Linked DNA regions of Homo sapiens: regions 1 and 3 are each linked to region 2. A link is a loop called in an ENCODE intact Hi-C map of the cell type or tissue named here. Cell type or tissue: endothelial cell of umbilical vein. All regions are shown on one strand.

Region 1 (8,000 bases), 1.0 Mb before region 2:
ATAAAAGTTGAGCATTTGTACTAAAATGGGATCTTGGCTTCATTTTCCCTGCAAATGGCCAGGGAGAAGGAAGCACTCTCTCATTGGGTGCAGAGAAGGAAAAATATGGCACCCTGCCTAGAATGGAGATTTTATGTTTTACAGAAATGACTTAGGGAGGACATCCTGCAAGAAGCTGTTGATCAGTGAAATGTGTATTTGCTCAAAACACACTTTCCCAGCTGAGCCCCACCCCTTCGTTCCAAGTCTTCCTGGCTGGGTCCTGCACATTTGGCTCCCCCATAACCTTGTTTAGGACTGTTTCTGTTGAGGATCACACTGTGCAGAGTTTCAAAGTCATTCTGCTAATGTGAGTGCTTCTCCTATTTTATGCATCAGAAGGCATTCAAAATCTGTCCACAGTTGAGAGCATCAGAAAAACAAAACAAAACAAAAAACAGGTGTTTATAAAAGCTAACTTACTATATGCCAGACCAATTCTAAGTGCTTTACAAATATTAACTCATTTAATACTCACAACAAACAGTTGTTGCACTTATTATTGCCCATTTAAAGAAGACTTAGGCATAAACATGTTAGTTTGCCCAAGGTCACAAAGCTCACGAGTGATGGAGCCCGTATTTCATTCCGAGCTGTCTCACAGCACAGCTCACACTTTAAAGCACAATACTGTAATAAAAATAATACCTGCTTCATGGGGTTGTTCTGAAGATCAAATGAGATTATCAATAAAGAAAAGCTGTAATTATCCAATGTGGGAGAAGCAGAAATATTTGGGCTGTGTTTCTGTTAGATGCTTCTGATAGAAAAATCACAATTGCCAGGATCCATCCTTCCTTCGTTCCTTCGTTCCTTCCTTCCTTCCTTCGTTCCTTCCTTCCTTCCTTCCTTCCTTCCTTCCCTTCCTTCCATTTCCATTTTCCATTGGCTGCCACAGGTGACTGGATACTTGATCTAACTGAGAAGAATTTTGAAATGTGGAAGGGAGGAAGGAAGGAACAAAGAAGGAAGGAAGTGAGGGAGGGAAGGAAATGGCTCTTTTCTTTCCTGTTTCACTTCCCATTCCCTCACTTCTGTGTCCTGAACTCACACTTCCAAATCACTTCCCGTCCATGAACCACTGTCACCATCTGCTTTCAGAAGGACCCAGCCTGAGATTCTCTCTCTCTTCCTCCTGCCCTTCCTTTCTTTCTTTTTTCCCTTAGCCTTTCCTTTTTTTTGAAGTGATATTAACTTTTTTCTTAGATTAGCGGATATTTTGATCTTATTTGAATCATCTGACTGGAAGACCTAGTTCAAATACAGCAGATTTGGGTAGGTAAAATGTCAGCACTTCTTACCACTCTATCCCAGTGTCCAACCCAGTTCTGGAACATGGCTAGTGTTCAGTAAATGTCTATCCAAAGATTTTGGAAAGTGTGGGTTAACCATTATTGCCCAATCTACCAAAAACACAAGTGTAAAATGTATTTTTACATTAGCAAAGTTGGAAAGTTATATTTTCTTTTTCCTTGTCTTTCCCAGAAAAATCATTAACTTAGGTCTGCTGTTTTCTGTATTTCACTTCACATGTGGAATTTCAATCGTTCAAGAAGACAGGAAGGGGTGGAGAAACACTAAATATATATGTACTTACACACACACATATATATATACACATGTATATGTGAGAGTGTGAAAGTAGATGGGTAATAGCACTGAAAAAAGGAAAAGGCTCAGGAAGGAAGGAAGGGTAGGAGGAAAAGAGAGAGAATCTTAACCTGGGTCCTTCTGAAAGGAGACTGTGACAATGGTTCATGGATGGGAAGTTTATTTGGAAGTGTGAGTTCAGGACACAGAAGTGAGGGAAGGGGAAGTGAAACAGGAAAGAAAATACACACACACACGCACACACATATGTATGTGTATATATGTATACATATATACATATGGGTGGGTCAGTCAGCTATTGCTGTGTAAAAAACCTTAAAAATATCAGTGGCATATAGCATACAAATTTATTTTTCATTTATGAGTCTTAAGTGATTGTCACACTAATGTGTATGTATATATATATATACACATATATGTGTGTATATATGTATACATACATATACTTATATACATACATATATGTACATATATACACACACACGTGTGTGTGTGTGTGTGTTTCTCCACCCTTTCCTGTCTCCTTGAACTATTGAGATGATAGGAAAAAGCTTTAGGCATGCCAAAATGGAGATATATTTGTGCCTTTCAAGTGACAGTTTTGAGGATCACTGGCCCACTGATGCTTCTATCTCTTTAAATTCTTGATTCAGACCAACTACCTAGAATGAACCTTTTCCAGGAGAGACTGTTACCCAGTGGACGAGGAGATGGTAAGGCATAAGTAGGTGCAGCTGGCATGGTCTGACAAGCGTGTACCGTAAAATGAAATCATCGCACCAGAAGATTCGAGGTGATAAAGTAAAATATGGAAATTTGAACAAAAAAGCAAAGCAACTCATTGGAGAATTAAAGGCAAGACTAAAAGTCTGGAATAAAGGGGTAATCGTGCTTCATTTTATGGCAGTGGTTTGTGGTTTTATTGATTGGTTGACTGATTTGTCATTTGTTGAATGCCTATGTGACAGATTCCCTAACAAGGGCATCTGTGTGTGTTATCTTGATGAACTGTAATTGAGAACTGTAGTCTTGATTCCTTAAGTGTATAGACTTGTCTTGTTTACTTTTAATTTTTTTCACCTCCAACATAACCAAGTAGTGATTATAAGGCATCCCTGTAAACCTTTTAAGCTGCTTTTCTATGTTTAAGGACATTCCTATCTTATGAGTTTGCTTCTTTCCAAGGTGAAAGCCAGAAACTCACCTTCCAACTTTCCTTGCTCTGGGTCAGACACAATGGTGTGAGATGTCCATGTGGAAACTAGTGTAATGGATATCCAGGTGCTAGGCAGTGACAGGCACGTGGTCCATTGCTGTGCAGAAGTAGCAGTGTTGGCAGAGGTTCTAGTGGTGCCCCCAGCATCAGAGGAACAATCCATGTTATCTCTGCCCAGAAGTGGCAGTGGTTGTGCCACTTCTGAAGCAGTCCTTTGTTGTAATTTGAAAGTTATTCCTGAATTTGTAGTCTTCAGTCTTACTTCAGTCTTTCCTTAAATTCCTAGAGCTTTTGTGATCAAACCAGTTGAAATAATCTCATAACTGATTCAATGTCATACTCACGTTTCAAATTTCAAAATGATAGCCTGAGAACTATTTGAAATATCTTCCTTCCACATCAAACACCTGAGAATGATAGAATTTTTTTAAAAAAATAATAAAATATTTATTTTAGAAACAATAAATAAATAAGAAAAAGTAGCTTTTAAAAATTAGAGAAAATGGGCTGGGCGCAGTGGCTCACACCTGTAATCTCAGCACTTTGGGAGGCTGGGGTGGGTGGATCACCTGAGGTCAGGAGTTCAAGACCAGCCTGGCCAACATGGCGAAACCCCGTCTCTACTAAAAATACAAAAATTAGCCAGTCATGGTGGCAAGTGCCTGTAATCCCAACTACTTGGGAGGCTGAGGCAGGAGAATCGCTTGAACCTAGGAGGCAGAGGTTGCAGTGAGCCAAGATTGAGCTATTGCTCTCCAGCCTGGGTGACAGAGTGAAACTCCGTCTCAAAAAAAGAGAGAGAGAGAAAACATTTCCTGGACCATAAGCTGCAAACAATTCCTAAAAGAAGGGAAGGCTGTGGGTCAGTCAGCTATTGCTGTGTAACAAACCTTAAAAATATCAGTGGCATATAGCATGCAAATTTATTTTTCATTCATGAGTCTTAAGTGATATGTGTCACACTAATGTTGAGTTTTATCAGTGAATTAATGGTCATCTCAGTAGTGACACCTGCTGGTCAGGAAGTAAACTCCATTAGTGGCTTTCCATTACACTCTGGATTAAGACCCAAATCTGTAACATTGTCTACAGGGCTCTGTGTGCACTCCCTCATCTCTCACTACTTCCGGCCTGGCTTATTCCATGGCAATTACGCTGCCTTCATTTAGCCCCTCAAATCAACTGGAATATTTCTAGACTTGAAAACTTTGCACAAGCTGTTCCTTCTATTCAGAGCACTAACATCACTCTACTTCTCCAATTTGCTTGGCAAATTCCTTTCTCTTCAGAAATCAGTTTAACCTCATCTTACCTATACCTTCCCTGTCTTTCCAAGCTAGAATAGTTTTCCTTATTATCTGCTCTTATGATGGCACCTGTTGCTTTCTGTTTGTGTCACTTAGTCACAATATAGTTTTCTATTATATGCCATACTTTGTTTAATGTCTGTTTCTCCAGTGTGGCTAGAAGATATTTGAGGGTTGGAATCATGATGTTTTTGTTCAGTGTTGTATTATGAATTATTGATCCAGTGTTGGGTTTTTGGTAGGTTTTCAAGAAATATGAATGAATGCCTGTTTAAATAAACTGATACGTCAGGGTATGCACAACTAAATTATGAATATATACCAGTGAATTTTGTGAATGTAACTTTTGTGGTTGACTGAGTAAAACATGCACCTCTGTGAAAGAAAGAACTGTAGGGAATTTGCTAGTGTTTGGTTTCACAAAAATACTGAAAGTTAGTTTGTCTATTATTCTAAGATTGGCTCTTAGGTAATCAACATGTGTCACATTAAGTTGAGCTTTACCAATGAACTAATGGTCACTCAGTAGTAACACCTGCTCTTCAGGAAGGACACTCTTCCTTCTCCCCATTAGCTATAATATTTTTATTGTCCTCCTCTTCACAGCTTCTATCAAAACTTGAAGTAGACAAGGACCTGATATGCAATGGACTGAATGTTTGTGTTACCCCAAAATTCATTCGTTAAAATCCTAACCTCTAAAGTGATGGTATTAGGAAGTGAAGACTTTGGGAGGAGAGTAGTTCCTGAAGGGAGAGCCCTCATAAATGGAATTAGTGCTCATAGAAAAGAGGCTCCTTCTACCATGTGAGGTTATAATGAGAAGACAGCTGGCTGTGAGGAAGAGAGCCCTCACCAGACACTGAATCTGCTGGAGCCTTGATCTTGGACTTCCCAGTCTCCAGAAGTATGAGAAATAAATTCCTGTTGTTTATAAGCCACCTAGTCTATAGTATTCTGTTACAGCAATCCTAATGGACCAAGATGTTTTTACAACTTGTACATATTGTTTTACAATCTTGTACATTGTACAACAATGTACAAGAAGTTTTTAGTTGCCTACCTAACCATCCTATGCTCTTTCTTGTTAATTAGAACCAATTTTGTTCAGACCTATCAACTTCAAGTCCAAGGATTTTATAAGAGATGAGTCCAGCCCTAGTCCTAGGTATGAGTCTTGATTAGTTTCAACCAACTATGATGATTATGAATAGATTTTCATTAAAGAAAATTGAGAACTCCAAAAAAGTAGAAAACATACTGATATTTCACTATGCAAATGCAACCACTTTCCATATTTTCTTGAAATTCCTTCCAGTCTTTTTTCTATGCACCAGTGAATTGTTTTAGCATATAGTATTCATAACCTCATATGCTATCATACCCTACCTATTTACATATAATACATTGTGCTCCTTTTTCTAAGTCTAATTCATTCTAATTTATTTTTATTGGCTGCATATTTCTTTAAGAAATTATTTCTCAACTAACATAAAGATGTTACTGTTTGTATTAGTTTCCTAGAGCTGTGGTAACCAATTACCACAAACTGAGTGGCTTAAAACAACAGAAATTTATTCTCTCACATTTCTGGAGGCTAAAAGTCCAAAGTCAAGATGCTAGCTGGCCATACTGTCTGTGAAGGCTCTAGGGGAGAAGCTTATCCAGGCCTCTCTCATGGCTTCTGGTGTTGCAGGCAGTCCCTTGCCATGTAGATGCGTTGCTTCAATCTGTGTCTCCATCCTCATATGGCCTATCCTTGTGTGACTCTGTATGTCTTCTCTTTTTCTTATAAGAACACTAGTCATATTGGATTAGGGTGGATCTTAACTTGAACACATCTGCAAAGACCCAATTTCCAAATAAGGTACTATTCAAAGGTGCTGGGAATTAGGACTTCAACATACCTTTTTGGAGGATATAATTCAATTCGTTATACCATTCGTCTGAAGTTGAAGAATTATTACAATTTTTTCTATTATATGTACCACAGCATTTAACATCTTCATTCAGTGTTTTCTACATCTAGAATTATTTACTTAGAATAGATTTCCCAGAGAGGAATTCCTGGGTAAAAGTATGAAAATGAGCATTTTAAAGTTCTTCTACAAATTGCTAGGCTCCTTTCCAAAATTACCAATTGCTAATTGCCATTAGCAATACACAAGGGTGTCTCTTTCACCTCATTCTTGTGAGTATTTGGATTTTTTAGTTTAAAAAATACACACACATAAAATGATCAGGAAAAAATAGTATCTCGTAATGTGCATTGAGATCAAACACTTTCCCATATTTGATTTGCTAATTGCATTTCCCTTTTTGGTGAATTTTCTGTTTCTTTCCTTTGTTGACTTACCTATAGGAGTCTTCATGCTTTTCTTTTCTTTTTTTTTGAAGCCTAGTTCATATAATGACCTACTTTTTTGATTGTCCCAGCCTAAAGAACTTGCCTTTTCTGCACTTTTTTTTATGTTTAATTTTTTTAAATTGTACTTTAAGTTCTAGGGTACGTGTGCACAATGTGCAGGTTTGCTACATATGTTTACATGTGCCATGTTGGTGTGCTGCACCCATTAACTCGTCATTTACATTAGGTGTATCTCCTAATGCTTTCCCTCCCACCTCCCCTCACCCCATGACAGGCCCCGGTGTGTGATATTCCCCTTTCTGTGTCCAAGTGTTCTCATTGTTCAATTCCCACCTATGAGTGAGAACATGCAGTGCTTGGTTTTTTGTTTTTGCGATAGTTTGCTGAAGATGATGGTTTCCAGCTTCCATGGATGAAGCTGGAAACCGTCTTCATGGTTTTCTTATCTGTTTTTCAAATGTGTTGCATTATTTTTCCTAGTCTGCTGGTTCTCATTTTTTTTTTGTTGTTTTCGTCCTGCAAAAATTCTAATTGGTATGTTCTTGCCTGCAAGAGTGATTTTGAAAATGTAAACAAGTATAGTGCAAACACAAATCCGTCAAAATGGGTGCTGTCTGTGCACTGTACTAGGATCTGTCTGCCCATCTTTCCTTTTATGAATTATTTTATTATTCTTAAAAACAGAAAGTCTTTCTCCCTTCAAAAAAGAGAATTAAATTGAATATTCTTTTAATTTTTGTTTATATACATTATATTTTTAATTAATCAGGATATCTTTTAGTATGTGGAATAAGGTAATTATTTAAATATATTGTGTTCCAAATTGTTAGCTGATTGATCCAACCTCATTTATTAAATAACTCGAGCTTTTCTGGGAATTGACTTGTGATGAATTCCTTATCATATATTAGAATATGATAGATAATAGGATCATTTTCTGGGCTGTTGTCCCTGGTGCTATTTTTGCACATATGTCACATTATTTAAATCTTTATAGCTTTATAAAATGCAGTGTACTTCCCCTTTAACATTTTCTTCAATATTCGGTTTCTTTTTATAGGTGAATCTTAGAATCATTTTGTCAAAGTCAGGTTGGGATTTTTGTTAAGATTGTAGCAAGCCACACATTAATTTAAGAAGAATTTATACTTTAGCAATATCCAGCCTCACCATATGGTATCTCTCTCTCCTTCTATGCAAGACTTCTTTTATATCTTTTCGTAAAGTCTTTCAGCTTTCTATGTAGGTCACGCAGTTTTCATTAGAATTGTCTCATGATATATTATCATTTTTGTTGTTGCTGGAAATAGGAATTTTTAAATTATTTTATACATTATTTTTGGTACTCTTTATTTGTTTATCTTGCATTCAAATTGCTAAGTTACATTAAATTTTGATACTTTATACCACATGCCTTTGGAGCTTTTAGACTGATAAGTACATGATCTATAAGGAATAA
Region 2 (8,000 bases):
AGGGCTCTGCTCCTGCAGCAAATTTCTGCCTGGACATCCAGGCATTTCCATACATCCTCTGAAATCTAGATGCAAGTTTCCAAACCTCAATTCTTGACTTCTATGTACCTGCAGGCTCAACATCACATGTAAGCCTCCCAGACTTGGGGCTTTTCCCCTCTGAAGCAACAGCCTGAGCTGTATATTGGCCCCTTTTAGCCACAACTGGGTTGCAGGGCACCAAGTTCTGAGACCGCACAAAGCAGCAAGGCCCTGGGCCCACCCCACAAAACCATTTTCCCTTCTAGGCCACTGGGCCTGTGATGGAAGGGGCTGCCATGAAGACCTCTGACATGCCCTGGAGAAATTTTCCCCATTGTCTTGGCGATTAATATCTGGCTCCTCATTACTTATGCAAATTTCTGCAGCTGGCTTGAATTTCTCTTCAGAAAATGGGTTTTTATTTTCTAACACATTGCGTTAGAAATTAGCCTGCAATTTTTCTAAACTTTTATGCCCTGCTTCCCTTTTAAACAGATGTTCTAATTTCAAATCATCTCTTTGTGAATGCATAAAACCGAATGCTTTTACAAGCATCCAAGTCACCTCTGGAACACTTTGCTGCTTAGAAATTTCTTCTCCCAGATACGCTAAATCATCTCTCTTAAGTTCAAAGTTCTGCAGATCTGTAGGGCAGGGGCAAAATGCCACCAGTCTCTTTGCTAAAGCACAGCAAGAATCACCTTTATTACAGTTCCCAACAAGTTCCTCATCTTCATCTGAAACCACCTCAGCCTGATTGTCCATATCACTATCAGCATTTTGGTCAAAGCCATTCAACAAGTCTCTAGGGAGTTCCAAACCTTCCCACATTTTCCTCTCTTCTTCTCAGTCCTCTAAACTTTCCCAACCTCTGCCTATTACCCAGTTCCAAAGTTGCTTCCACATTTTGGGGTATCTTTATAGCAGTACCCCACTCTCTGCAGTACCAATTTACTGTACTAGTCTGTTTTCATATGGCTATAAAGAACTGCCCAAGACTGGGTAATTTATAAAGGAAAGAGGTTTAATTGGCTCACAGTTCAGCATGGCCAGGAAGGCCTCAGGAAACTTACAATCATGGCAGAACTTGAGAAGCAAGGCACCTTCTTCACAATGCAGTAGGAAGGAAAACTGCCGAATAAAGGGGGAGGAGCCTCTTATAAAACCATCAGATCTCATGAGAACTCACTCACTTGTTTAATATAAACCCTTATTAAACATAACAGGAGGCCAGGTGTGGTGGCTCACGCCTGTAATGCCAGCACTTTGGGAGGCCAAGGTGGGCAGATCACCTGAAGTCAGAAGTTCAAGACCAGCCTAGCCAACATGGCAAAACCCCATCTCTACTAAAAATACAAAAATTAGCTGGGCATGGTGGTGGGTGCCTGTAATCCCAGCTACTCAGGAGGCTGAGGCAGGAGAATCACTTGAACCCAGGAGGCAGAGGTTGCAGTGAGCCGAGATCACACCACTGCACTCCAGCCTGGGTGACAGAGCGAGACTCCATCTCAAACAAAAAAAAATAAAATAAATAAAATAAAAACAACAGGGGAGTAACTATAGAGATGTGAAGAGTACACTGACGAATACTCCAGGGCCAAGGAAGAGCATCCAAGGAGAAGCAAACTTGGAAGTTGGGGCCTCCCCAAGGCTGGGATTCAGACCTTGTTGGAAAAGGTGTGGTTGCAGCCAGCAGGAAGAGGATCCCCCTCCTCCTGCAATGTTTCTCCGGTGTTCCTCTACTGAGAAAGCTTAACACCATGCTTGCTACAAAAGAGCAATGCTTAAGGCTTCACTGTGGAGCTGGTAACAAAAGGGTGAATTTGGAGCTGAGAGGTAATAAATTGATAGTTGCCACACTGACAAAAAACATACCATATAATCCTTTTTTATACCACATTTATTAATTCATCCAAAATTAGTGTTCTAGGGACCACTTTTTTTTTTTTTTTCAGTTGAAGTCTTGCTCTGTCACCCACGCTGGAGTGCAGTGACATGATCTTGGCTCACTGCAACCTCTGCCTCCTGGGTTCAAGTGATTCTCCTGCCTCAGCCTCCCGAGTAAGTGGGACTACAAGCGCACCCTACTACGTCCGGCTAATTTTTTTTCTTTTCTTTTCTTTTCTTTTTTTTTTTGTATTTTTAGTAGAGACAGGGTTTCACCGTGTTGGCCAGGCTGGTCTGGAACTCCTGGCCTCATGTGATCCGCCCAGCTCAGCCTCCCAAAGTGCTGGGATTATAGGCATGAGCCACCACACCCAGCCGGGACCACCTTGTAAAAAACACTGATCTTTGTGTGTCATGGAGGATACATTCTCAGTCTCCTCTCCCTCTTGTATGTATCCATTGTTTTTGAATTTCAAAATCTACATGTCAACAACCACATGTGGAAAATACTCTCCACTTAGGAAGGCTGCCAAGGGCCAAAAACTGGGTGTGTATATGTTTGGGCAAAATTCTGCAGCAAGATTTTTTTAGTGCAGGAAGCAAAAAAAGATTGATGAATCATTAACAAGGGTAATTGAGCAAAATATATCAACAAGTTATTGCATTTAGCGGCAATGTTATGACTATTTTCCCATTAGCCCAGATCTCTGGTTATATGGGCTTTGAAAATGCTTAAATTACACATCTCCCGAGCTGGATTTTTCTGCAGCATAGGAATAAAACTCCTAAAGCTAGAGATACAACACTGGCAGTTTTTCATACCTCACAGAAAACCATCAAGGTCTTTGTCATCCTTCAAGTACTAACTTAAAATACAGCCTTCCCAGACCCCTCCCCAACAAAGAGAACAGATCTCTCTCCCTCTGGACCCTGACTTTTTCTGTTTATGCCTCTGCTGAAGCCCTTCCCCAGGCTAACTTGTTCCGTAGCCAGTTATGTCCGCATTGTTCCCTCCCACTAGACTGTGAGCTCCTCGAGGGCAGGAGCATTCCTTCTTCATCTTGGTAGCCCCACAGCCAAGCACAGTCACTTGATGTAAGCTCCCATCGTTATTTGTTGACTCAAATTTGCTCACTTCAAGTGAAGGAAGAATGATAGTTTAAAGTCATACGACTATCATTCCTTACTTGCAAAGAAACTTGGCAACAGACAGGTGCTGAGCTGGTTTCTGCTGTAAGCAATCTTCAAGGCATTTCAAAAACGATGGTCTTCGAGGAGATTCCTTTGAGATAGGCAAAGGCATAGAATTTATTTGAGAATCCTGGAATGCAGGAAGGTTACAGGCTAACTCAAAACCCAGAAAAAGCAATTGATCATGATTTTAGACAGTAATTCTGTTGCAGCTTCTCCAGATTCATTGCTTTCCTTCCCCTCATTTCCCACCTCCAGTCTTGATTCCCCATCATTTACCAGTAGACTATTTGGCATAGTTTTAGGATATTTTGTTGGTAGCACAGAATACTTTCTACCCCATTTCAAACCTTCCCCGCGAGGCTCAATTAGTCAGAATAAACCAGATTATGAGGCAGTAACAGATAGCCCTCAAATTTAAGTGCCTTCATACCATAATAGTTTACTCTTCATGTTTGCTACATCTACTGTATGTCTGGGCAGCTCTCCAGGACAACTAAGGTCAATGCAGTAACTCAGCAAACTACATGTCCCTTGCCTTGTGGCTCTAACATCTCAAGACAAGATTGAAGAGAGTGTGTGGCAGTACCAACATCTGTATGTTCTATGCTTGGGCTCTGAAGTGAAACTGGACACATAGCTCCACCTACTGGCAAAGGACCTAGGAAATGTAATCCTCTGTGGACCCAGAAAGGAAAGAAAAACCAGATACTGATAAGCTCTGGTACTGTCTCTTCTAAGGGTTTCACAATAACTTTTTTGTTGTTGTTTTTTGGACACAGGGTCTCTCTCTGTTGCCCAGACTTGGATGCCCAGTGGTACAATCATAACCAACTTCACTGAAGCCTCAACCTCTTAGGTTTGAGCAATTCACCAACCTCAGCCTGTTGAGTAGCTAACACTCCAGGTGTGTGCCACCACCCAGCTAATTTTTTTTTCTTTTTTTTCTTTTTTTTTTTTTTTTTTTTTGGTGGAAACAGAGTCTCACTATATTGCCCAGGCTGGTCTCCAACTCCTGGCCTCAAGTGATCCTCCCACTTCAGCCTCCCAGTGTTCTGGGATTACAGGCATGAGGCACTGTGCCTGGCTCACAAGGACTTTTATAAGTTAAAAATGTGCAAGTGCTCCACCCATCAAACCCATCCCTCTTGTAAAGCAGTGCCATGAACCACTACATGCACTTGGAAGGCAGATTAGAAGGGGCAGCTTGCTGCTCCCGCCAAAGATTTACCTAAGAAGACTAAGCCAGGACCAGTCTCCTCCACATCCCCTGAAGCAGAAACCTCCCCTGCACAGATCAGAAGGGGAAAGTGCAGCCTCCCTGCCTTTCTCACCTACAGTCTTATTTATGGGGTGGTGAGGGCGGGGGGCCTGTATGCCTATTTGTTTACCAGAGGTGTTTTAGCCTAATTGGTTAGGAAAGAAACAAAGCATTTAGACAAATAATTGGCCATTCCAGGACATCCACCCTTGAAGAGTTCCCTGACAAGGAAAAGAAGATTCAAGAGTAAAGTTTGAAAGGTTTCAGCTTTCTTTCCAATGTTAGAAGAAAAACCTTAGCCAAAGTAAATGTAACAGTTGAATTGAGCAAGAATGATTCATGAATCAGCCAGCCTCCAGAGCCAGAGTAGGCTCAGAGAGTCCAGAGCAGCCATAGGGTGGAAGAAGATTTATGAACAGAAAAAGGAAAGTGACACACAGGAAACAGAAGTGAGGTATACAAACAGCTGGACTGGTGACAGCTCAGGCATTTACCTTATTTGAACACGGTTTGAACAGTTGGCACCCTTTGACTGGCCAAAACTCGGTGATTGGCACAAGAGTAGGTTACAGTCTGTTTATATCTCCGTTTAGGTTATAGTTCATGATGTACAGAGAAATCTTTAGGCTGAACTTAAAATATGTAAAGAGGCAGCTCTAGACTAAACTATTTAACACCAAATTCAATAACTAATTTTATTTTAATATAATACTTCTCTTTGCTTATAGATATTGGAATTCAACACCTCCAACAAATATTCATTGAATACTTAGAATATACCTGACTGCAGGAAATAGAAGCCCAAATATTTTTCAAACAACTATGATGTTCCAAGTTCCAAACTGTATGTTCTTTTATTTTATTTATTAAACTTTATTTTATCCTTTATTAAAGGATAAATTACTTTATCCTTTTCGCATCCTTTGACGTTCTTACGATTGCTCCCATTTTGCAGAAAAATAAACTGAGGCTCAAAGAGTTGAGCAGTTTAGCCAAGTTCAGGGCTAGGAATAGTGGGAAAATGGGCATCTCAACTACATTGGTCTGGCTTATGATAATGGAGGCCCACATATTCATTCCAAATCAATTAAAACTTAGAAGTTGTTGGTTTAACAACCATTTTTAGACTTGGTATTACTTGAAAGTATAATCAAGGGATCATTTATTCATTAGAGTAACTACAGTTCTATTTGAATAAGCTGAATTTTTTTCATGCTAATTATGTCTTTTGTGTACTATCCATTATGGCATGATGATCTTTTCAACTTCATCCACTTCCCTTTCTCTGTAATAACTCATTGAACAGAATGCAGTTCTATAAATGGTCCAGGGATGTACTCCTATCCCAGGATTTAAAAAGATAATATTCATAAGGCACTTAACAAAATGCCCATAACTAAGTAATCAGTGTATAAAGATTATTTATTTTCTTTAGTAAAGTTGCAGAGCGTTGGTCCTTATGTCGTATAGTAAGTGAAAACCTAAAAAATAAAAACCCTAATACCTGATAAGAACTGTAAATATCACAAACCTATTAGAAGTGAGATAGAGATGGAGACCATTATATGTGTCTAAAATGACGCATCTTTAGCTTCAAACACACACTCATGGGGCTTAACAAGAGCAATTGTGTGTTCACTCATAGAAAGACAACAATCAAAACAAATTTAGAAATATTCTGAAAAGTTGGGAATCTGTTGTCAAAATTATGACTAAAAGGCAAGATATAAATAGAAGTTTTATAATATTTCTTAGCTTTTTTCTGAATGAACCCTCCCTTAATACTAGATAAGCCTATTGTTTAGATTTTCTTACATTTTATTTTATGCACATTTTCAGAAGCCATTTACACAAAATTAGGATACTGCCAGTGTGTACTTTTTTTACACAATAAGTCTACTTTGTTCACTGTCTCCCCAGTATCCAAAGTAGTGTCTGGCACACAGCAGGCTCTCAGGAGGTCCTTGATGAATAAATGAATGACCAGATCTACATAGGATAATGCATGTGACAAAGAGGAAAAAAAACTTCAAAAGCTAGAGCTGAATTCCCCTTAGGGAGATAGCTGCCCTTTTGTGGATAATCCATTGTGATGGTTAATTTTATGTGTCAGTTTGCCTGGGCCATTAGATGCCCAGATATCTGGTCAAACGTTATACTGGGTGTGTCTGTGAGGGTGTTTCTGGATGAGATTAACATTTGAATCAGTACACTAAGAAAAGAAGATTGCCTTCCCTAATGTGGGAGGACCCCATCCAATCAAATGAAGACCTTAACAGGACAAAAAGTCTGAATAAAGGGAAACTTCTCCTGCTTAACTGCCTTGAGCCAGGACATTGGTCTTTTCAGGCCTTAAGACTCATACTGAAACATCAGCTCTTTTTCTTTTTAGTTATTTATTTTTAATTTTTTTAATTGACACATAATTGTACATATGTATGGCATACTTAGTGATATTGCAATACATATGTAAGGCATAGTGATCAGATCAGGGCAATTAATATAACCATCATGGCAAACATTTATCTTTTTTTTGTGTTGGGACTGAGATGGGATTGTTTCCTTGACCTCGACCCCCTTTGTGGGCAGGAACTGGAGTGGCTCATTTCACTCAGCCTGCAGTCCATGGATGGCTAACTGTTAGCAGCTCAGTGAAGGGTCAGAGTGATAGCCTCCTGCACCTGTCCTTTTTGACACCTGAGTTCTTGTTCGGTATCCAGGAAGAATCAGGTCACATGAACTATTTGAAGGGTAGTGTATGTGGAGGATTTTACTGGGTGATAAAAGTGGCACTCAGTGGGATGGGGAATTGGAAAGGGGGTGGTATGGGAAGAAGATGATCTTTCCCTGAAACTGAACCATCTGAAGTTAACTGCGTCTCCATAGTCTCTGATGCTCAGCTGCTTGTATCCCCAAAGTTCACCAACTTGTATCTCCGAGGCTCAGCAGCTTGCATCCCCAACCACTTGCACCAGCCACTTGTGTTGCTCTGCCAGACGAAGTCTTTTTATGGGCACAGGATGGGGGTGGGGAGGGCCAAAAAGGCAATTATTTGAGCAGAAAAAATGAGGTCAGCTGCTTTCACTTAGGGCCCAGGTTCCAGGCTTGAGGGTGGAGGTTAGCCAGGACCCAGCAATTCTGTATCAGGAACATTCAATGCTCTCTTTCTAGCTATTTGAAACTATATAAATTATTGTTAACTATAGTCATTCTACAGTGCTGTGGTAAACTAGAACTTATGCCTCCTATCTAACTGTAATTTTATAACCTTAACCAATCTCTTCCTATCCCCCTTTCTCTTTACGCTTCCCACCTTCTAGTCTCCTCTGTTCTATTTCTTACTTCTATGAGATCAACTATTTTTTAGCTTCCACATATGACTGAGAATATGTGGTGTTTAACTTTCTGTTCCTGACTTGTACTTAACAACATAATTTCCTCCAGTTCCATCCATGTTGCCGCAAATGACAGGATTTCATTCCTTTTTATGGCTGAATAGTGTTCCATTGTGTATATATGCCACATTTTCTTTATCTATTTATCTGTTGTTGAACACCTAGGTTCATTACATATCTTGGCTATTTTGAAAAGAGCTGCAATAAACATGGGACTGCAGATGTCTCTTCAATACACTGATTTT
Region 3 (8,000 bases), 100 kb before region 2:
TGCACAAGGTTATCATCTAATGTGACATGGGGAGACACCAGTTGGGACTATTACCAGGTACCCAGAGGACTGTGTAGGATCATTGCATCTGTGGGTCACTTCAATTTTAGCACCTCGCACATTACCTAACACTACCCAACACATACTAGGCACTCCATAAACATCTGTTACAGTTGGGGTTTCCTAAGCATCTTCACACACATTATATGGTTGTTAAACCTCAAACTATCCTTCGCAATAGGCATTTTTTACTTATACTCACTCATTTTAAAGTTTGTGAAACTGACATTTCTACCAGTTCGACGAGTTGCCCAAAATTGTAACAAGAGTAATAAATGATACAAATAGAACCCATCTCTCCATCATTCAAGGCTAGTGTGTGTAATACTGTTACATAAGTATAAAAATTTCAGAAGTAACATGGAACTGGGATTGACTTAGATAGAACGTCATGTCCCTCACAACACTATAGACCTTGCCATGGTATATGCGGTTCTAGCAAAAATGCATTTTTACACTTCGATCAAAATTTAGCAGAGTATCTGAGAAGGTTGACAAGATGTTAGCAGCAAGCCAGCTGAGAATCTCTGTCTCAATAGGAAGATATGCCAAGAAAGGGAGAAGATAAATGGGGTTTCAGGAGGGGTAAATGCAGTAGGAGTTAGGCTTATAAGCCCTCCTCCCACCCACCTTCTCGAAATCCTACCTCCACCCATGGCTCCACACACATTCTACTAAGATTGTTCCCTCTAGCACAGAAGAGTTTTTCCCCTTCATTGATGAACATTAATGCCGCAGAATATAACTACTTTCATTTTGTTATGTTAATCAAATCACTAATTCATATTTATTATAAAATGACTGGTAAACATAGATAACAAAAATAAAAATTATTAAATTAAAATCACTCTGAATTCCACAACCAAAAAATAACTACTGCTAACTCCTTAATGTAAACATTCCAGAATTTTCCTAGCATACCAACTCATATAAACATGTACATATATTTGCAAAACAATACTATAACTATTTTTAAACCTGGCTGTTGTGTTTTTTTCACTCAACAGGAAATCTTGCACAACTTTTCATGTCAATACATAAGAGCATGTAAACATCATAATGACTTCAGTATAAACTAATGAATTTTCTACGGCTGAATATTTAGGTTGTTTCCAAATTTTTGATACTAGAGACAATATTTTATGAGCATTCTTGAACATACATACATCTTTGGGCACCTGCTTAGCTACTTCTTTAGGATAAATGTGTATTTAGGATAAACAAGTATTTGATTATCTCATTTATAATGGAGAGGTCTTTAATGGCTCCTGCTTGATATTTAGAATAAATTCCAAATGAATTAGCATAGCCCACTTTAGTCTCCCTCTCACCCCAGAACTTCCCTGCATATACTGTTGGTGCCTTAGGCTGTGCTCACTCTCTGTGTCTTTCTCCACTTCACTAATCCTTTCTCTTCTTTCTCCAAACTTCAAAATTCCGCTTAAATATCACCTCCTTCTGAAAGTCTTCTATTATCATGATCCTTCACCAATACAACGCAAATTATACTACTACTAATAATAGTAATAAACACATATATGTAGCACTCCTTTGTGTCAGGAAGTATTCTAAGCATGTTACATAGATATGTCATTCAATTCTTTCAACAAATCTATGAGGTCATCACTGATACCTCAATTTTACAGATAAACTGTATTTAGAAACTTTGAAGTTTGTTAGGATTTATGAATATGTGAGTACTTATACAAACTTAAATTAAATACATATATGCATATGTGTGCAGCTCGCTCTAGCTAGAAGTATAAAACCTTAGCTACCTGTGTTGATGAATAAATCCTTTTTCAAACACACTTAAAACTAACGTTATTATCTAGAGGAAAAAACTATAAGATGCAATTAAAGAGACCTATGTGACTTAAGATGAAGCTATTTGGATAAAAATTTGAAATGAAGGTGAATTATTGGTATTCTAGATTAAAACTCAGCCCCAGAATCTGTTAAACACTTTAATTGCCTTTACACATCAATAACAATTGGGGAAAATTTCAACCTATATATACTATTTTAGTTTAAGTATCAAGCTTTTTGTCAGGTAGATAGCAACCTATAATAAAAATCAAAGTTATTACTTTATTTTACCCAGTTAGTCAAAAGGGAAATTGGAATTCCTACCCATAAGAAAACAAAACCAAACAACAGCACATAATAGTTGTTAAGCGTTTATATAAACACATTACATTTTTAAAGCACTCAACAAGTAATTAGTGGAACCTGGAATTAGATTTGTTTTTATTGTCACAATACAGAAGAAAACCTAGTACTGAATAAGTTATTCAACTATTAAACCTTGACCAAAAAGATTTATTGTTAATTGCTTAAACTCCCTGCAATAAAATTAAACAACTTTTTTCCCCTTCCAATCAACTAACATGGCCTGCATGACTTTCACTAATTCACTTAGTGTCTAACAAAGGTAAAATAATAAACACTCAATGAAGAGGTGGCCATGCCTCGTCAAACAGAGGTGCAGAGACTCCTGAATTGCCTGGCTCTGTGCTGGGTGGTATGAGCAGATGAGACAGATACAACTGACCCCCTAGAGCATCAATTTTTCTAACAATGAAGATAAACATGTTTATTCTAAAACAAGCATAGTTACGCTATAACATAAAATAGCACAAAATTTTGAAACAAAAAGCTGTCATCTACTTAAATGCCTTCCTATCCACTTTATATTTGTATGCCTTTTGAATTTTGCACCATTTTAATGTATTACCTTTTAGAACAAATTAACTTTTTAAAAGCTGTTAAGATGGAAAAAATGATTTGGAGAAACTAACAACTATGTTTTGCACATCTGAATTTGTGGAGAATTCATATTTGCTACACGTATGTATAGCTGCAAAGATTATCCTTGTCCAAAATATGTGTATTAATCTCTCTCAATCTTCCAAATCTGTGTGTAATACTTCCAAAAGGTTTCCACCAAAAAATCCTAATAGTCTAAGTAAAAATTTGTTTACCCTCCCTCCACTCCAAATTCATGGCAAAAGGGTTACTAAAGATACTAAAATGTTTTACTACATTTTTAAAGTAATATTTTTCTTTATTAATTTTCTTTTAAATTAATTTTAATTTATTTAATTTTTGTTTGATAATTTTAATAATTTGGTTGGGTAATGATTCCAAATTCAAGAGAAAAAGAATACACATAAAAATTTCCCCTTCTTTGGGAGGCCGAGGCAGGCGGATCACAAGGTTAGGGGTTCGAGACCAGCCTGACCAACATGGTAAAACCCCGTCTCTACTAAAAATACAAAAATTAGGCAGGTGTGGTGGCACGCACATCTGTAATCCCAGCTACTCGGGAGGCTGAGGTAGGAGAATCGCCTGAACCCGGGAGGCAGAGGTTGCAGTGAGCTGAGATCGCGCCACTGCACTCCAGCCTGGGAGACAGAGTGAGAGTTTGTCTCAAAAAAAAAAAAAAAAAAAAAATTGCCCCTTCCACCTCTGTCCCCAGCCACCCAGTTTCCCTTCCTGAAAGCAACAATCAAAGTTATCAAATTGCTGTGTATCCCTCCAGAGGGCTCCTTAAATCTAACTCTGTGCCCATTGCACCAAGCTAGAGAGAATTTAATCTTAGTCATGTTAAAGGATACACATTTTTAAAACGTGTAATCATGACTTTCACACAAATATAAAATGAACATGGGCCCAAAATTGTATTTAACTCATTAAATAATGAGGGAACTAATAAGGTTCGAGTTCAGACTAGTTGGAACCAGTCTGAAGAGGAGTTCAAAGAACCACACCTATTTATGCAGGTAAGAAATGCAAAGTCAATTTGCAAATAGATGCCAAATTGGCCTGTCCATAGGGCAAATAATCAATCACCTCCCACCTGACATAGCTAATTTGCATTTCTATAGATGAAAATCCTTTTCACTAGCATCAGTTTTCTATAGCTCAAAGACAGTAAAAGGCAGAGATAAGCAGAAAAGGTGTGTTTAGATAGAACACTTCATTATCTTTTCTTTGTCCACTTTGGTCTTTCTCAGTTGTTTCTGACAGTCACTTAGATGGACCCCTTATGCCCTCTGCTACACTCTGCACACTCCTGAGGTACATGAAGGCACAGAGATCTATGTCACAACAAAAATTCAGGAAGGGTCCTCCAGTTATTGTTCTACACTGGTTACTGCTAATTGTTCCATGTCCTTGCCATGGTTCTATGGAAGGAGAGGTCCTCTGTTGCTTTCCTGATGCTTTATTTTAGGTTCCCAGAAGCAGACCCTGAGATAAGGATTTGAGAGCAGAGAGGTAGTTTATTTAGAAGGTGAAGGCAACACTGGTAGGGGAGGGAGAAAGTGAGGCAGAAATGGAAAGACAGTAATTAAAGGATTGAGTAACCAGAACTTAATCTCATAGGAAAATTATGGGAAACATTGCAAAGCCCCCTCTTTGGAAGTACACCAACTAAAGGGCAAGGGAACTGGGGCCTTTATACTCCAGCTCCCTGGAGTCACTGGTAAAGGGTTGCTCCCAGGAGTGTTAATTCTGTGGCTCTATTGGCCTACTCTAAAAAAGAGCAGAGCAGCCTTCCAAAGCTTTAGAGAGACACCTAAGGCACCGAGATGCACCTACTGGCAGTTGGAAGTCCACAGAAACACACAGAAGGAGTGGGATCTAGAGATGTAGACAGAACACCCATAGAATCCACTTCATACCAGGCTTGGATATGCAAGCCTTGGCCGGGCCTCAAGTAGGAAGCCTGAAACCTAACTCTTATGCCTTGCACATCCTCCCCACTCTAAGGTCCTGCCACCTCCTGTCTCAGGCACTGTGAAGGAGAGGACATGGGTCCTGCTACTTACAAAATCACCAGCCCCTGTCCCTTTCTAGTCCTGGATTTGTTTCTCCTCCCCGCTAGAGCTTTGACCTCCCTGCTCCCACAGGTGTTCATTTCTTGCTCCAGTTTCACACTAGGGGGCAGGCTACCCAAGACAAAAGCCAAAATAACAGCCTGCCTTTGATCAACTTTGAAACACATTTCCCTAGAAGCAATAGAAGCTGAAGTCCCAATAACCTTCTTGAAATAGGAAAAACAAGGAGAACGAAACACAAGTCATGTTTCAAACTTTATCCTGCCACATAGAACAGAAATAGTGAAAATGTGGCATCTTCTTTCCATCTCTGGTGATCTGATGGTTTCTGAAAAAGAGCACTCTCCCCATTTGTTTCTGGGATTCCTCAAAAAATAGTAAAATGAAGGCCGGGTGCAGTGGCTCATGCCTATAATCCCAGCACTTTGGGAGGCTGAGGCAGGCCAATCACTTGAGGTCAGGAGTTAGGGACCAGCCTGGCCAACACGGTAAAACCCTACTAAAAATATAAAAATTAGCCAGGTGTGGTGGTGGGCACCTGTAATTCCAGCTACCCGGGAGGCTGAGGCAGGATACTCACTTGAACCTGGAGGCAGAGGTTGCAGTGAACTGAGATCACAGCACTGCACTCCAGCCTGAGCAACAGAGCAAGACTCTGTCTCAAAAAAAAAAAAAAAAAAAAAGAATGAAAACTCAGCTAAACTGAGGACTGCTTCAGTCACAGCACTGAAACAATGGTCGACCTCCACTCCCCAGTGTTTGGAAGTTGTTTTCCAGATAGTTTGATCCTTATGGGAATCTGTCTTCCTTCTTAAATTAGAGCGCTAGTGTATATTTCTCCTTAATCCTGGACTAGGAAGTGGTAGTAAAAAATCCTGCCTTCTTGCACATTTTATTTTCTCATTATTTTAAAGTTATTTTACCTTCTATGGTCTCTGATGAGGCATGAAGAAACTGCCATTTTTTGAAAGCCTAGTAAACATCAGCAGCTCCACACCCATAATCTCTCTTAAAAGTCTCCACAACGCTGAGGTGTAAAAAGCATTTTTAAATGGGGATTATGGTCCAGAGAGGTTAAGAAATTTCCTACAGGTCACAAAGCTACAGTTGGAACTAGGATTCAAACATATTCCCTCTGATATTATCCACTATACCATGATAGGTATTTTCCTTATTAAATCCTAACTGGACTTTGTATCTTGAAAGTCTCCACAACACTGAAGTGTAAAAAGCATTTTTATATGGGGATTGTGGTCCAGAGAGGTTAAGAAATTTTCTATGGGTCACAAAGCTACAGTTGAAACTAGGGTTCAAACTTATTCCATCTGACATTTTCCACTATACCATGATAGGTATTTTCCTTATTAAATCCTAACTGGACTTTGTATCTTCCAAGGCTAAAAAGTTATGAAAGGTTAAAAACAATAGAATTTTCCCTATGCTTTTTTCAAATTCTAGGAGATGTTTGAGCCCTTTCAATTATTATCATAATAAATAGAAAATAAAACTAAGGAAAATTTATTACATCAATTAGTGGACATCAAAGTCAATTTTCCATGATCCAGGAAGTGAAGTTCTACCAAGTAACTCACATTGTAACTTAACAATCTTGGAAAGAACAGGGCCTCCAATGGCATTTATCAGGCAGCATAATGGTTTCTTCCAAAACGATACTTTACCCATTTCCCTCTTATGCTCATGGGAGGGAGTGACTCAGGTAAAAAGATCAGAGTTTTGCTGACCGACAGACCTGACTTACCACAGTGCTGCTGGTGCCATGCTGTGTGTATTATAGTCCATTCTCACACTGCTATCAAGAACTACTTGGGACTGAGTAATTTATAAAGAAAAGAGGCTTAATCAACTCACAATTCCACAAGCTGTACGTGAAGCATGGCTGGGGTGGCTTCAGGAAACTTACAATCATGGCAGAAGGCGAAGGGGAAGCCAGCACATCTTACATGGCCAGAGAAGGAGGAAGAGAGAGTGACGAAAGAGATGCTACACACTTTTAAATGATCAGATCTTGTGAGAACACCCTCACTATCATGGGAACAGCAAGGGGAAAATCCACCCCCGTGATCCAATCACCTCCCACCACGCCCCTCCTCCAACACTGGGGATTACAATTTGACATGAGATTTGGGCAGGGACACAAATCCAAACCGTATCACTCTGCCCCTAGCCCCTCCCAAATCTCATGTCCTTCTCACGTTGCAAAATACAATCGTCCCTTCTAGTAGTCCCCTAAGTCTTAATTCATTTCAGCATTAACTAAAAAAGTCCATAGTCCAAAGTCTCATCTGAGACAGGCAAGTCCCAAAAGCAAGTTAATTACTTCCAAGATACAATGGGAATACAGGCATTGGGTAAATACATCCATTTCAAAAGGGAGAAATCAGCCAAAACAAAGGATTACAGGCCCCATGCAAGTCCAAAACCCAGCAGGGCAGTCATTAAATCTTAAAGCTCCAAATTAATCTCCTTTGACTCCATGTCTCACATCTAGGCCACACTGATGCAAGGGGTGGGCTCCCAAGGCCTTAGGCACAGTGTGATCCTGAACAAGTCATTGATTTATTCAACACAAGGTTACTGAGCACCTACTAAGTACTAGGCTCCATGTTCCATCCTGTGGCTAGAACTGTACTCAAACCCTGTCCTCAGAGCTGTCTATGTAACGGGCCAGACAAGAGTCAAGCAAACCTAATGGAATTTGGATTAAATACTGTGAGCATGTGGCCAACAGACTCTAAGATAGCCCCAACAACCCTGACTCTTGGTATTCACACTTTTGTGTAATCTTCTCTGCTTAAGTGTGAGCTGAACCTAGCTACTTGCTTCTACCAACAGAATATGGCAAAGGTTATGGCGTGTTATTTCCATGATTAGGTTACCTAAGATTGTGATTGTACCTTGCCGGAAGATTCTGCCTTGCAATCTTTGATGAATCAAGCTGCCATGTTGGAGAGATCCACATGACAAGAAATTGAGGGCAGTCTCTGGCCAACATCTAGCAAGGAACTGAGGTTCTTAGTCCAACAACCCACAATTAACTGAAGCCCACCAATAAGCATGAGAGCTCAGAAGCAGATC

Evidence for each region. Peaks named below come from ENCODE experiments on the same cell type or tissue, not always from the same donor. Only the 100,000 strongest peaks of a DNase experiment are listed, where the experiment ranks them.
Region 1: it touches region 2 in a loop (2.0-fold over the local background); 6 of 110 quality-filtered maps call a loop at or near these places.
Region 3: a loop joins it to region 2, with 9 times the contacts of the local background. A loop is called at or near these places in 68 of 110 quality-filtered maps.

The regions. Positions count from the first base shown.
Region 1 is chr4:16,439,818-16,447,817 of GRCh38, forward strand. The region is part of intron 2 of LOC105374505 (a long non-coding RNA gene); the gene reads left to right. Among named protein-coding and RNA genes, the nearest start is that of TAPT1-AS1, 220 kb to the left of the region's middle. In endothelial cell of umbilical vein, a CTCF peak has its summit at 3,892 (motif pointing left); a DNase peak (open chromatin) is centred at 3,864; H3K27me3 peaks cover 922 bases.
Region 2 is chr4:17,444,137-17,452,136 of GRCh38, forward strand. No RefSeq gene overlaps it. Among named protein-coding and RNA genes, the nearest start is that of QDPR, 64 kb to the right of the region's middle. In endothelial cell of umbilical vein, a CTCF peak has its summit at 3,751 (motif pointing left); DNase peaks (open chromatin) are centred at 3,735 and 4,765; H3K27ac peaks cover 643 bases.
Region 3 is chr4:17,342,634-17,350,633 of GRCh38, forward strand. No RefSeq gene overlaps it. Among named protein-coding and RNA genes, the nearest start is that of SNORA75B, 26 kb to the left of the region's middle. In endothelial cell of umbilical vein, a CTCF peak has its summit at 4,995 (motif pointing right); no DNase peak of the experiment used is centred here.